2 separate regions of the Homo sapiens genome follow, and region 1 is linked to region 2. Evidence: chromatin contacts called from ENCODE Hi-C or POLR2A ChIA-PET data. All regions are on one chromosome and are shown on one strand. The core of a region is the stretch at or near the end of the contact, and the rest is flanking DNA. Distances in the headings are between cores, read along the strand shown.

Region 1 (6,673 bases), core at 640-3,139, 150 kb before region 2:
CCTATAATCCCAGCACTTTGGGAGGCTGAGGTGGGCAGATCACTTGAGGTCAGGAGTTGAAGACCAGCCTGGCCAATATGGTGAAACCCCATCTCTACTAAAAATACAAAAATTAGCTGGGCGTGGCCGTGTGCACCTGTAATCCCAGTTACTTGGGAGGCTGAGGCAGAGGTTGCAGTGAGCTGAGATCGTGCCATTGCACTCCACCCTGGGTGACAGAGCAAGATTCCGTCTCAAATAATAATAATAACAAAAACAACAACATGCAGCCAGGTGAACTAGAAACAGCGTGGGCCTGAGATTCACATTTGCCCTCTTTTCCCCCCGACCCCCCAAGCGCTATGACTCAGGAGGACCCAGAGAGAACCTCTCCTCAGGGGTGGGGAGCAACAGCCTCAGGATAGTCCAGTGGGTGAAGCATGGTAAGGGTAACAGCCCACGTTCCCTGGGCCCTCACTGAGTGCCAGGCACCCTCCCAAGGGCTATCAAGGGCACCAGGCTCACGAGGGACAGTCCCCTCCATCCTCCACTCAAGCCCCACCTGCCCAGTGGCCTTCCTTTCACACATCACGCACATTGCATTTCCAAACCAAGTCTTTGCACAGACTCTAATGTTCCTTTCTCTTGTTCTCCTCCAACCTACCATTGAGCCTTTAAGGCTGAGCTCCATCCAGCATTTGCTGAGCCTTCCCTAGTGCCTCTCCCCGGCCTGCAGCTCCCTAAAGTACTCTCTCTTCTGGGCTCTCCAGCAATCATTACTTCAATCTTCCTCATTAGACTCTGAACTCCCTGTGGAGGGCTGGAATCACTTTCCCTCCTATGGCCCCAAGTCAAAGCCTGGCATAGAGTGGATAGAAAGTCCCTACACCCTGACCCGTCCGCACTCCCTAACACTCCTACTCTCCCAGCCAGCCTTACGGCATCGCCACAGTTCTCCCTGAGAGAGGCAGAGGTACTGCCAGCTGCACAGGTCAAATTCTAGTGGTTAAGAAAAGGCCAGGATGAGAAAAGGGTGCCCAGGGTGTGCATGCGTGATGATGGTAACGAAGGGGTAGAGAAAAGGGGGAGAGCCTGGGTGGGGACCGGTTGTGGGCACCTGGCAGGTTTGGAGGCGGGGGCATCAATGGAGGTGGGAAGCGATGGGTCAGACCAGGCTGGGGGGAGACTCTCGCGCTGCAACTCCCAAGGGAAGGAGAGTGGGGGAAAGGAGTCAGGGCAAAGCACTGTCTAGTTGTCCCGGGGTTCCCAGAGCTGCGGGGTGGACCTGGGGTGGGGAGCGAGGGACGAATCCGTCGGTGCTGCCCGCGGCCGGGCCCGAGCGGGGTGGTGCACGGCTGGGGACAGGCTCAGCTCTACACGATGCATGGGGAGGATCTGCAGCTACTGTTACCTCTGCAGTCGCCACCGCCCAGCCCGAGCCCCAGGCCGCCCAGGATGGTCTCGGACTGGCCGTCGCTGTACATGAAGGCCGTGTCCAGTTCGGTGTGGCCGCGCTCCAGAAAGGCGCGCACGGCCGCGGCGCTGGCGGGCGCGTCCATGCGGCGCCCCATCTCCATGGTGCCCAGCACCGAGGCGACCCGCGGTGGCGGTGGCCGGGACATGGCGAGCGCGCGGGCCTCGGGCGGCGGAGAGCGAAGCGCGCAGTGGACGGCGGCGCGGGAGACTACGCGAGACGCGGCACTCAGCATAGCAGCGGCGCCTGCGCGTTGGGAGCCGGGGGCCCCGCCCATGCCGGGGAGGAGCGCGGAGGCAGTTGGGGGCGGGGACAACAGGCGCGGCCCCAGCGGCGCCTCCAGGCCCGGTCAGCCCAGCGCGCGGCGTGGGGGCGGGGCCTGCGGTTCCCGCGGGGGCGGTGGCGCGCGGTCAGCTGACCCGGCGGGCCTTGACCCAGAAGCTGGGCCCTGGCGGCGGATCTGGACGTGGTGAGCCGGACCGGGGGCAGGTGGCAAACTTCACGGCTGGGGGTCGGGGCTCCTGGGCTTCCCTGCCACATCCTTCCAGCCCTCTCCTCCGGCCGCTGGACTGTCCCGGCTCCTGCGCCCTCCTTGTGGCGCGATATCGTGGGACGAGGCTCCGGGCCGGGACTGGGTGGCCCTCGGGAATCCGCAGCCAGTGGCCCCCCACCTCAAAGGCGACCAGCGCGGCCTCTCGAGCTGGCCTGGCCAGGAGTTGCCCTGCCCCGGCCGACCGGCCCCTTGGCATCTGATGGCTTCGTTTTTCCCGGGCCGGCCGGGCGAGGGGCCCTCGCGGCGCTGGCCCCAGCAGCTGTCCTATCATTATCCCTCCAAACAGGCGGCCCGCGCCGGGCTGAGTCACCAGGAGGGAGCTGTGGCCGAGGACGCCGAGGCCTGGAGTGGGTGGTAGCCCCGAGCTGGGACGCTCCTCCCTCCACAATCTCCCCAGGTCTGCAGGGACCGAGGGCCTACACTGCCTCCTCCCACGCCGTGCTTAGGGTAGGTTTCCAAACGTGTAAATGGAGAGTCTGAGTCTGGAAGTGTGAGGGGTCCCGGGCCTGGGTCACAGGTCATGTCTAATCAACGCTTACTGAAGGCGCCTGTGTGCCCGGACGCTGGAGGGGCTACAATGAGAACAAATAATAGTCATTTTGGGCTGTTGGTGTTGAGTGCCAGTGCCAGGCACCCTTGTAATCGCTTGGCCTGGATTGTCTCATTTAACTCTGCAGTCAGCCTAGGTGGTGGGTATTGCATTATTCCCCTACTTTTCAGATGAGAACTACGAAGCTCAATCACTTGAGTTCCAGACTGGTAGGCATCGGGCAGGTCTGTTCCAGAGTGCTTTTCTCCTCAACCCTGGGCTGTTCGAGCTCACAGCTTTCTCCCCTTCCTTTCTCCTTTCCTTCCTCTTCTCTCTCTTCCACCCTTTCTCCTTTCTCACCCGTTTCCTCTCTTCTTCACTCTGTCCTTCTCTCTACCTCTCTCTTTCTCTCACTGTCTCTCAACATTTGCTGAACCTCTAGGTGTGTTTACACCTGGAGAATAAGAAATGCACAACCCAGGGTGGGGAGAGTACGTTTCAAAGACAGTGGTCGCAGAGGACGGTGGTAGCGTTCTTCAGGTGTGTGGACAAGGGGAGAGGAGGAGGTGGAAGGTCCTGTCCAGCCAGCTCTCATGGGGCATCTTTGAAAGGGCAATTTAGAAGTGAGTCTTCTTATCTCATGACCAGGCCCTTGAAGGGGAGCAGGACACTTCTAGGGGAAGAGATGGCACGTGCAGAAGCCTGGAGACCTGAAATGACTGAAGACGTGGGTCAGGAGGCAGGAGATAAGGTTGGGAGGGCAGTTCTTGGAGTAACTTGAGGCCTAGCCTCAGGTAATTTGGACTTCATCCTGTAGACAAAGGTGGACACATGATTGGCTGTGATCATGTGCCCGAAGCACCCTGACTCAGCTTGGGATCAGGGAGAGGAGTTTGGGTGTGGCAGGAGATGTCATCTCCAGCCCAACCTTTCTCAAAGTGCACTAGATGGAGCAGAATCGCTGGAGGGCTTCTTAAACCCAGAATCTCTAAGCCCCAGCCCAGGTGCACTGACTCCAAATTTTGAACATGCACCCTCCAAGGGTGATTCCAGGGTACCGCTTCTGGGGTCCTTCCCATCCCTGCAGGTGAGGTCAAGCTCCATTGCAACCTTGGACATCCATTTGCTCAGAGCTGTTTGAACAGGATGTGGGCCCATGCCTGGCTTCTAGGTGACAGGAACTACGCAGGATGGCCCTCAGAGCCAGGCCTTTCTGTTCAGGGATCAGGTGTGTCTCAGAGTGTCCCGAGCTCCACATTGCACATGGGTCCTGTCCAAGGTCAGGGGGACACCCACCCAGTATCCTGGATCCATAAACCAAGGTACCTTCCTCAAGACAACTCCCCAACACGCACGCATACTGGGGTGCATCCATTTCATTTCCTCCTTAACCTAGGGAAAGGGGGAAGTGAGAGAGAGGCCGCAGGGGCCATAAACCAAGGTACCTTCCTCGAGACAACCCCCCAACACACACATGCTGAGATGTGTCCATTTCATTTCCTCCCTAACCTGGGGAAAGGGGGAAATGAGAGGGAGAGTCCCCAAGGTGGTTGAGATGCTGGACTCTCATCCTGAAAACAGTCGCTGCCATGTGTTGTCAGGCACAGGGCTGAGAGCTTTATGTGCATTTAGTCAGGGCAGCTGCCCCAAGGAGTGAGTGTCGTTAGCCCCATTTTATGGACAGGCTCAGGCAGGTTAATTCACTTCCAGGGCTGCTCAGCCTCACCTGTCAAATGAGCACAGTATACCCAACCTTGCTGGGGAGTGGTGAGGATGGCAGTGGATGAGCTGCAGCCTTGTGTTCAGACTCTGCAAGGGGGTGTGGGGGTGCACCCCAGTTGGCAGTGGTGGCTGAGAACATGAGGACTTGATTTGAAATGCCTTTGGCCTTGCAAACGTGTAGTTCTCACCTGGACTATATGGTTTTTTTTTTGTTTGTTTGTGTTTTGTTTTGTTTTTGAGAGTCTTGCTCTGTCACCCAGTTGGAGTGCAATGGCGCGATCTCAGCTCACTGCAACCTCTGCCTCCTGGGTTCAAGTGATTCTCCTGCCTCAGCCTCCTGAGTAGCTGGGATTACAGGCACGCACCCACCACGCCTGGCTAATTTTTGTATTTTTGATAGAGATGGTGTTTCACCATGTTGGCCAGGCTGTTCTCCAGCTCCTGAGCTCAAGTGATCCAACTGCCTTGGCCTCCCAAAGTGCTGGGATTACAGGTGTGAACCACTGCGCCCGGCCACACCTGGACTATATGTTAATTTGGAGTGGCCTTTCAGGGGCCGGAGATGGAGCATCAGGTGAAGGCTTCCAACATCATCTGTGCTGATGGTCCCCCAGGTGGGCCACGAAGACACAGGGAAGAGGCTTTCAGCCTCCCTGCCTGTGCCAGGCCCTGGAGGTAGTCCAGTGAGCTGGGCTGACAGTGACCTGGGGCACCCTTACCTTTAGGTCCAGGGTCTCTGCCCACAGCGAGTCACATTAGGGCTGAGGGTCTACGGCTTCCTGAGAGGAGGTGCTGACTCACTTCCTTTCCCTCCCGGTGCTCCCTGGTCTCTGTGTCCTCAGCAGTTCCGTGGGGCCAGCCAGGGACTAGCTGGGGAGCCCAGGCCTCCTGACACAAGTGGGAATGAAGGCAGCTAGAGACAGCCCCCACCTGGATGAGGAAATCCCCTCTGAGCACAGGGAAAAAAGAGGAAGCCCACTTTCTGGCTGTGCAGTCATGCCAGACCACAGAGGCTTCTCTGTCTCTCTCTCTCCCTCCCTCTCTCCCTCTCTCTCTCTCGAGCCACAGAAGTCTTCTGCTTCGCTGGTGACAGATGGACCTGAGGCGGGTGGTGTGGCAGGTGGCTATGAGCAGGGGTGTAGGTCTGAGTCTTGGGTTTGACTCTGTAGTTTCCTGGCTGGGTGGCGCTGGCACATCACTTCCGCACTCTGGCTCAGGCTCCTTGTGGATATCAGTGGTCCCCACTTCATAGTTGCTGGGAAGATGCAACATGAGTGCATGCAGGATGCTTGGCTCACCGGTCCGAGCTGTGGTGATGATCACTGATGGAGATGGCCCAGCCGAGCCTCACTTTCCCTCCCTCCTCTAAGGTGTCACGCAGGCAATGACTGCTCTACTCACTGTCCAGGGTGCCCGGGTAGCGGGAGAGGCCTGCCCTGCCCACCCCTGCGATCAGCCATATTCTGGCTTTGTCATTGTGACGGTGGGGAGGTGGCTGTGGACTCCCTGCTGTTAGGCATCCCCCCCACACTCTGTGAGCTCCTGGGAGAATACAGGCTGCATCGTCCCAAACTTGAGTCCTTGTCATTCATGCAACCCCGGGGATCCCTTGCTCCTCTTCTCCACTTGCCTCATCTGTGTGGGGCAACTCTTTATGGTTTGTGTGTGTGTGTGTGTGTGTGTGTGTGTGTGTGTGTGTGTTTTCTTTTAAGACAGGGTTCAGCTCTGTCGCCCAGGCTGGAGTGCAGTGGCATGATCATGGCTTGCTCTGCAACCTCCACTTCCTGGGCTCAAGCGATTCTTCCACCTCAGCCTCCTGAGTAGCTAGCTGGGACTACAAGCGTGTGCCACCACACCTGGCTAATTTTTGAATTTTTCATGGAGACAGCGTTGCCCAGCCTGTTCTCGAACTCCTGGGCTCAAGTAATCTTTCCCACCTCAGCCTCCTAGAGTGCTGGCACAGTGCCCAGCCCTTATTTTGTTGTTGTTTTGACACAGGGTCTTGCTCTGTCATCCAGGCTGGAGTGCATTGGTGTGATCATGGCTCTCTATAGCCTGTACCTCCTGGGCTCAAGTGATCCTCCCACCTCAGCCTCCTGAGTAGCTTGGACCAGAGGTGCACACCACCATGTTTGGCTAATTTTTGTATTTCTTTTCTTTTCTTTTTCTTTCTTTCTTTCTTTCTTTTTTTTTTTAGAGGGAGTCTTGCTCTGTCACCTCTTTTTTTTTTTTTTTTTTTTTTTGAGATGGGGTCTTGTTATGTTGCCCAGGCTGCCAGGCTGGTCTCAGTCTCTTGGGCTCAAGCTGTCCTCCCGCCTTGGCCTCCCAAATTGTGGGGATTACCGGCATGAGCCATCATTCGTGGCTACAACCTGCTTTAAATTAGATGAACTTGATGGGCCTGGCCTCAGCAGAT
Region 2 (6,776 bases), core at 3,051-5,550:
CAACAAGCGGGATGCCCACAGCAAGTGCCCTCCAATCCGTCACAGTCCCTGCCGCATCTTGGGTCTCTTGACCTGGCCTATTTACTCTTATCTACCAGCCACTGTGGGCCTTTGGATTTGCATCCTGCTTGATAAAAATCACTGAGGAGCTACAAAGAGATGAGATTGGCCCTGACGCCAATTGTCACTCATCTCAGGTCCTTCCAAAAGAGCTGGCAGACTCAGAGGTCCATGGACACTGCCACATCCAGTACCACAGGCTACAACACATACACTTCCTTTCTAAGCCATGAATAGGTCACAATCTCAAGCAAGTTATATACACAGGAAAAACAAGGGCCAGTTTCCTACATTTTATAAGATTCTTATATGCAAGGCTCTTGTTTATTTGTTTTTCAGACCAAGTCTCACTCTGTTGCCCAGGGTGGAGTGCAGTGGCACGATCTCAGCTCTGCAACCTCTGCCTCCTGGGTTCAAGCGGTTCTCCTGCCTCAGCCTCCCAAGTAGCTGGGACTACAGGCGCGCACCATCATGTCTGGCTAATTTTTGCATTTTTGGTAGAGATGGAGTTTTGCCATGTTGGCCAGGCTGGCCTTGAACTCCTGGCCTCAAGTGATGTGCCTGCCTTGGCCTCCCAAAGTGCTGAAATTACAGGTGTGAACCACCAGGCCCGGTCCACAAGGCTCATAATTTTAAGGGCAACCAACAATCTGCTGCTATAGTAAACAGAACACATTGAAGAGAGAAGCAAGAGCTTTGAGAAGTAAACAAAAGAAATTTTAAAATAATCTGAATACTAATGACACCTCTAAGAAGAGGGTCAGGTGCAAATCCAAGCCAGGATCAGGTATTCCATTGGAAACTAGTTTTTTAAAAAAATAAATCCCACAAGATAATCTCTGGTTTCACACAGAGACTGGTATACAACAGGACCATCTTTCCAGCGTTAGCCTCAATATCCCAGTCTTGGGTTCCCTTCAACGTAGGTGTTCTTGGTTCATCGACTGCCTCACATGGAATGCAGAACTATCCCCCTACCCATGCACGATTCCCCCGTACAGAAAAAAATTCAGAGCAAGAATACTCCAGCCCACAGACCCAGCCTGTCTTTAAGGATCAGACCATCCCACAACGTGACATCCTCGAACAGACTATTTCACTGGGGCTGCCCATGGAGTCTATTTGGGAAAGGCAAACAGAGCGGCCGATGGCAGGGGCTGCTCAGATCACAGGAATCCCAAACCTAACAAAAACCCAATAATGTTATAAAGGGAGAAGGGAAGATGATGCTTAAATCTCAAACACAACTTCAGCAAAAGGTATTGTTGCATGGGTCATCTGTATTCCTCCAGGACAGAAGATGGTAAGAGCACTAATAAAGGTCATTATACTCATTTGAGCAGGGCACTCTTGAAGATTTTCATCCAGGAAATGGACCAGCATTCCAAACTATTACTTAGAGATTAGCTCTGTGTGTGTTGGAGGGTAGCCTAAAGGGTTAGGGTTAACCCCAGAAAGGCAGGAAGTTCCAGAAAAAAGGCAGTCATTCTACCCAAGTCTTGTTGGAACTAAAGCACAGCGGGAAAAGCGAGCAAACCAAAGGGGAATTAGAGACACTCACAAAGGGAGGGGCCTTGGGATTAATGGACTCTCTAATTTTTGAATTTCCTGAGGTTTACGGCTGATTAGGCCCCTTAGCCATACTGTAATGTGATCAAATTTCAACTGGGTTCACAGCACAGTTGAAGGTAGAAGATGACACAGACATCACCAGTGGGCCCCAGAGACTACAGACAAGGTCCGCAGTGCTCGCTTCCGGGCTTGATCGCACTAATTAGGCACCTTTAATTCCCCAAACAATGGCGCACAGGCTGGCTCAGAGGGCACTGTGTGATCCACCGCATGCTTGAGGAGCTCTTACAATACTATGTACTGATAATTCTCTAATTTGGTACAAGCATATTTAAGCACATGGCTCAAAGGTGGAGAGAAATGACATTGCAACCCGCAAACACATATGCACAAAAATATTCAACTTTGCCAAGTGAAGACATACAAGTGAAAAATGAGGGACGATGTACTGCTGACTAAATTAGAAATTAAGGGAGAAAAGCGCCCAGTGTTAACAAAGAAGCAATAACCTGATGCTCACACTGCGGACGGTGTTATGAATCGGCCTGACACTTTGGAAAGCAACTTGGCAGAATTTGTCAAGAGCTGTAAAAGTGTTCATACTGTGGCACGGTAACGTTACTCCTGGGAATCCAAACACAGAAACCACTTCAGAAGGACCAGTCACTGTGACATCGCTTATAAGGAAAAAAAAGAAAAACAACAACAACTGGAAAAAACCTAAAGGGCAACATCAGGGAAGTTACCCCCCTGCCATCTGATGTTTAAGGAGTAAACAGCCAGTAAGCAATGATGGTTGTAAGGACTTCCTGATAATGTGGGAAAAGTCTTAGGTCATAATAATTTTTAAAAAGGAAGATGAATAATTATATGTAGCCTATGACCACAACTAATCAAAAACCTCATGTATATAAGAAATAAAAGGAGTTGCCAAAAAAAAAAAAAAAAACACTAAACTGGTGCAAGTGACTTTTTTCCTTCTGTGATCTGAGCTTTCCACAATGATGCTTTATTAAGTTGAACTACATGAAATTGCCAACACACAGCCATTTCTGACCTACACAAGTGGCACTTTCACATGGGTCAACATAATATTTTTTGAAAGTTTTAATACTTTTATGAAAGTATTTTTATGAAAGCTTTAATACTTTTATGAAAGTATTTATCCAAGTTTTGTTTTGTTTTGTTTGTTTGCTTAATTTTGAGACGGAGTTTCACTCCTGTTGCCCAGGCTGGAGTGCAGTGGTGCGATCTCAGCTCACTGCAACCCTCCACCTCCCGGGTTCAAGTGATTCTCCTGCCTCAGCCTCCCAAGTAGCTGGGATTACAGGTGCCTGCCACCAAGCCTGGCTAATTTTTTGTACTTTTAGTAGAGACGGGGTTTCGCCATGTTGGGCAGGCTGGTCTTTAACTCCTGACCTCAGGTGATCCGCTCGCCTCAGCCTCCCAAAGTGCTGGGATTACAGGCGTGAGCCACCATGCCCAGCCTTATGCAAGGTTTAATAACTTTAGATGTTCACAGTATCTGCCCCTGCTCTGCGCTACCACCCCTCTTCAATGTCTAAGGACAGATCTGTAAACACATGTGACACACAAATAGAGTGGTCTAAAAGCAGTCCTCAGAATTCTGTAATCCAAAAAGGAGAGAAATCCTTCTAAGGTGTGAAGCAACGGACAGAAACAAAATGACCAAAGTCAGTTTCACCACATTTAAGCCCAATTCTGAAAAATGCAGGCAGGCTTCTCCTTTTTAACTACTAGGTGGAGAGGGCACCTCCATGTGGAACATTCGAAGGGCAGAAACAGCTCACCAGGTCAGGAAAGCCAGCAGGCAAAGTCTGTTGGCAGGAGACCGTTGGCAGGAAGGTGTGGTAGGGAAAGTGCCACCCCACGGGCCTGACCCTCCCGCCTGCCTGCCCTTCCAAAGGCCTCCTCCACCTTCAACCAGGTCCCATTTTTCCAGGCCAGAGTCTTAAAGGATGTTTGCTTCCCTTTGCTGGCCTGAGGACAAGGCTAATTTTACTCAACAAAGTAAAAAGGATGGAAAGAACACACTGAAAAGAACAGGCTGAACAACCACCTGTATGGGTAGAGCCATTTAAAAATCATTCAAACACAGGCACAGAAAACACCTCAACAAATGTCTATCAAAGTCTTAGCAGTATCTCAGGGGTAGAATGAAAAGTCGTTAAAGTTGTTAAAGTTCTGTGTTATTTAAATAAAATAAGCATTACTTTTGCAGGCAGAAAGACAATTCGGAGATTAAAATATTTTTAAAGAGAGAAAATAGGAGACCTGCTTTGATTGATTTTTTTAAAACCTTCTACCACGCCTTGCTCAGCCTCTCAGCCCCCACACCTGGGGTAGAATTTCTTCATCCAAAAAACGGGATAGGGGCTGGGAGAAAGAAATGCCAGTACCCGGACAGCCACTGTGGGCCGGGCACTGTGCTGGGAGCTTTAGCCACATCGTCCACCCTTCCACTTGGTTGAAGAAGAGTAAAACAGTCCCCCTTACCTGCAGTTTCACTTTCTGCAGTTTCAATTACCCACAGTCAACAGTGGTCTGAAAATATTAAGTGAAAAACTCTAGAAATGAACAATTCAGAAGTTCAAAATTTCCCACGGCTCTGAGTAGCATGATGACATCCTGCTGTACCGCCCCAGACGTAAATCATCCCTTTATCCAGTGAATCCACTGTCTACACCGCCCACCCCATAGTCACGTAGTTGCCTTCTTAGTGATCACACAGTTGCAGTCCTTGTGTTCAAGTCACCCTTATCTGACTTAATAATGGCCCCAAAGCGCAAGAGTAGTGATGCTGTCAATTCCATTATCCCAAAGAGAAGTTGCCAAATGCTTCCTTTAAGTGAAAAGGTGAAAGTTCTTGATCTAATAAGGAACGAAAAAAAACTGTATGCTGAGGTTACTAAGATCTACAGTAAGAACAAACCTTCTATCTGTAAAATTGTGAAGGAAAAATAAATGCTAGTTTTACTGTCACACCTCAAACTGCAAAAGTTACAGCCACAGTGTGTAGTAAGTGCTTAGTTAAGATGGAAAAGGCATTAAATTTGTGAGTGGAAGACATGAACAGTATTGGTTTTTTGTTTGTTTGTTTTTTTATGAGACGGAGTCTCGCTCTGTCGCCCAGGCTACAGCACTGTGGCGCGATCTCAGCTCACTGCAAGCTCTGCCTCCCGGGTTCACACCATTCTCCTGCCTCAGCCTCCCGAGTAGCTGGGACTACAGGTGCCCGCCACCGCGCCCGGCTAATTTTTTGTATTTTTAGTAGAGACAGGTTTCACCGTGTTAGCCAGGATGGTCTCGATCTCTTGACCTCGTGATCCACCTGCCTCGGCCTCCCAAAGTGCTAGGATTACAGGCGTGAGCCACTGTGCCCAGGCTTTTTTTTTTTTTTTTTTTTTTTGTATTTTTGGTGGAGATGTTGCCCCGGCTGGTCTCAAGCTCCTGAGCTCAAGCGATCCACCCACCTCAGCATCACAGAGTGCAGGGATTACAGGCATGAGCCACCAAGTTCTGATCAACGGTACTAACCGCAGTTTCAGGCATCCACTCGGGGTCTTGGCACACATTCCCCACGGATAGGGGAGGATGGCTGTATCACTCCTTAAGAGCAACAGGCAGCCAGGGACCCCAGCTCAACACCCACCGACACATGATGTCTACTGTGTTCTGAACATGCATAAGCATATAATTTGAACTGCATTGTTAGCCTTCAGGAAAGGGGCACCAGGAGCTGTGCTGGCCAGGTACCTAGATCATTTACTGTTCAAAACCAACCCAGGAGCTGAGCTACTGAGCTCAGCCTCCCTCTCTCAAGGCTGGGAAAGGAAAGTTCATCTTCACTCAGATGCAAGCTTCAAGTAGGCAGAGCAGCTGTCTCTTATTCACCCCTGGGCGGGGGCGGGGGGGGGAGGGGCGGGTTCCAGCACAGCACGTGGCTCATGGGCTGAGCCTCCAGAAGTATTGTTAGTGGATGGGAGAATGGATCTTCATATGGGCTTAGAGAGGTGAAGGGACTTGCACAAGGTCACCCAGCTAGTAAGCAGGGGGTGGAGCCCACTTTCAGGTCCAAACTGGCAAGCCTCAGCATAGGTCACTGTTGCTTTGCAAACTGGCAACCCTCAGCATAGGTCACACAGAGGGACAACTGAACGTTGTAGGACCAGGCTCTGCCTCCTTCTCTCTCCCCCGACCCACCTGCCACTCCTTGGAGCTCCTGGCTGAGGCGGAGCTTCACCCAGCCTGAGCTGAGCATGGGCATCCAGAGGCACTCCAGTCGGGGTCTGTTTCACAGAAGCAGGCCCTTCGTGAATATGCATGAGGGGCATGAGCTGGCTTCCACGCATGCTTCCTGCTCACCTCATCCTAAATCCTAAACCCGCAGGGCCATTGCCCCCTTGACTTGAGCACTAGGGTAAAATCTATTTTTGTAAAAACCTGATGGAACTTTTACTTAAAATAAGAGTTTTAAGTGTTTATGGAAACGAAATCTATCTTTTAGAAGCCACTGCATAAATACTTAACTGAAGAAGAGTTTGGAATGGGGCAAGCCTGAGTAGGAATCCGAATGCTATGGATCACCAGAAACATCATAACAGGCGAATTACCTACCCTCACTGAGCCTCAGTTTTCTTGTCTCTAAAACTAGGATAATAACACCTAGCTCACTGGGGTGAATGAAGATTAAGTCATTACATTTAAGTGAGATGATGCATTGACTTAATGTCTTGAATACTGTCTCTGGCACACAGCAATGAATAAATATGTGCTATTACTACTGATTCTATTAATGATACAATCATAAAAATGACTGCACAAGAAGGGACCTGCAGTCTCGGCTACTCAGGAGGCTGAGGAAGGAGGATCACCTGAGCCCAGGGCTTTGAGGCTGCAGTGAGCTGTGATCACACCTGTGAATGAGCCACTGCACTCCAGCCTGGGCAAGATACCCCATCTCTTTAAAAAAAAAAAATTAAGGCCAGGCGCGGTGGCTCATGCCTGTAATACTAGCACTTTGGGAGGCCGAGGCAGGTGGATCACGAGGTCAGGAGATTGAGACCATCCTGGCTAACACGGTGAAACCCCGTCTCTACTAAAAATACAAAAAAAAAAAATTA

The links. A loop is a pair of places that touch in the nucleus more often than their neighbours do. ChIA-PET counts read pairs that join two places held with the same protein, here RNA polymerase II (POLR2A). Pooled maps may share reads with other maps.
Region 1: a loop to region 2 is called in a pooled map, with 6 times the contacts of the local background. The contact joins the promoter of SLC66A1 here to the enhancer-like site in region 2. A Hi-C loop is called at or near these places in 5 of 37 single-sample maps with no recorded cell type and 7 of 50 pooled maps. POLR2A ChIA-PET finds 5 or more read pairs at or near these places in 1 of 52 experiments (WTC11).

Annotation. Positions count from the first base shown.
Region 1 is chr1:19,310,437-19,317,109 of GRCh38, forward strand. SLC66A1 (solute carrier family 66 member 1) reads left to right here and starts at 1,890. Exons shown (of 8, transcript NM_001040125.2): 1 at 1,890-2,453. It overlaps AKR7A2 (aldo-keto reductase family 7 member A2), which reads right to left and starts at 1,708. Exons shown (of 7, transcript NM_003689.4): 1 at 1,391-1,708. The coding sequence starts at 1,688. RefSeq lists enhancers at 1,299-1,798, 5,013-5,512, 5,424-5,593 and silencers at 1,390-2,029, 2,110-2,199.
Region 2 is chr1:19,455,536-19,462,311 of GRCh38, forward strand. All of the region lies in intron 1 of CAPZB (capping actin protein of muscle Z-line subunit beta), which reads right to left. Among named protein-coding and RNA genes, the nearest start is that of CAPZB, 27 kb to the right of the region's middle. RefSeq lists enhancers at 5,373-5,873, 5,874-6,374. Within about 2 kb of position 4,301, at least 9 of the 41 ENCODE cell types and tissues checked have a DNase peak (open chromatin) inside an H3K27ac peak, as active enhancers do.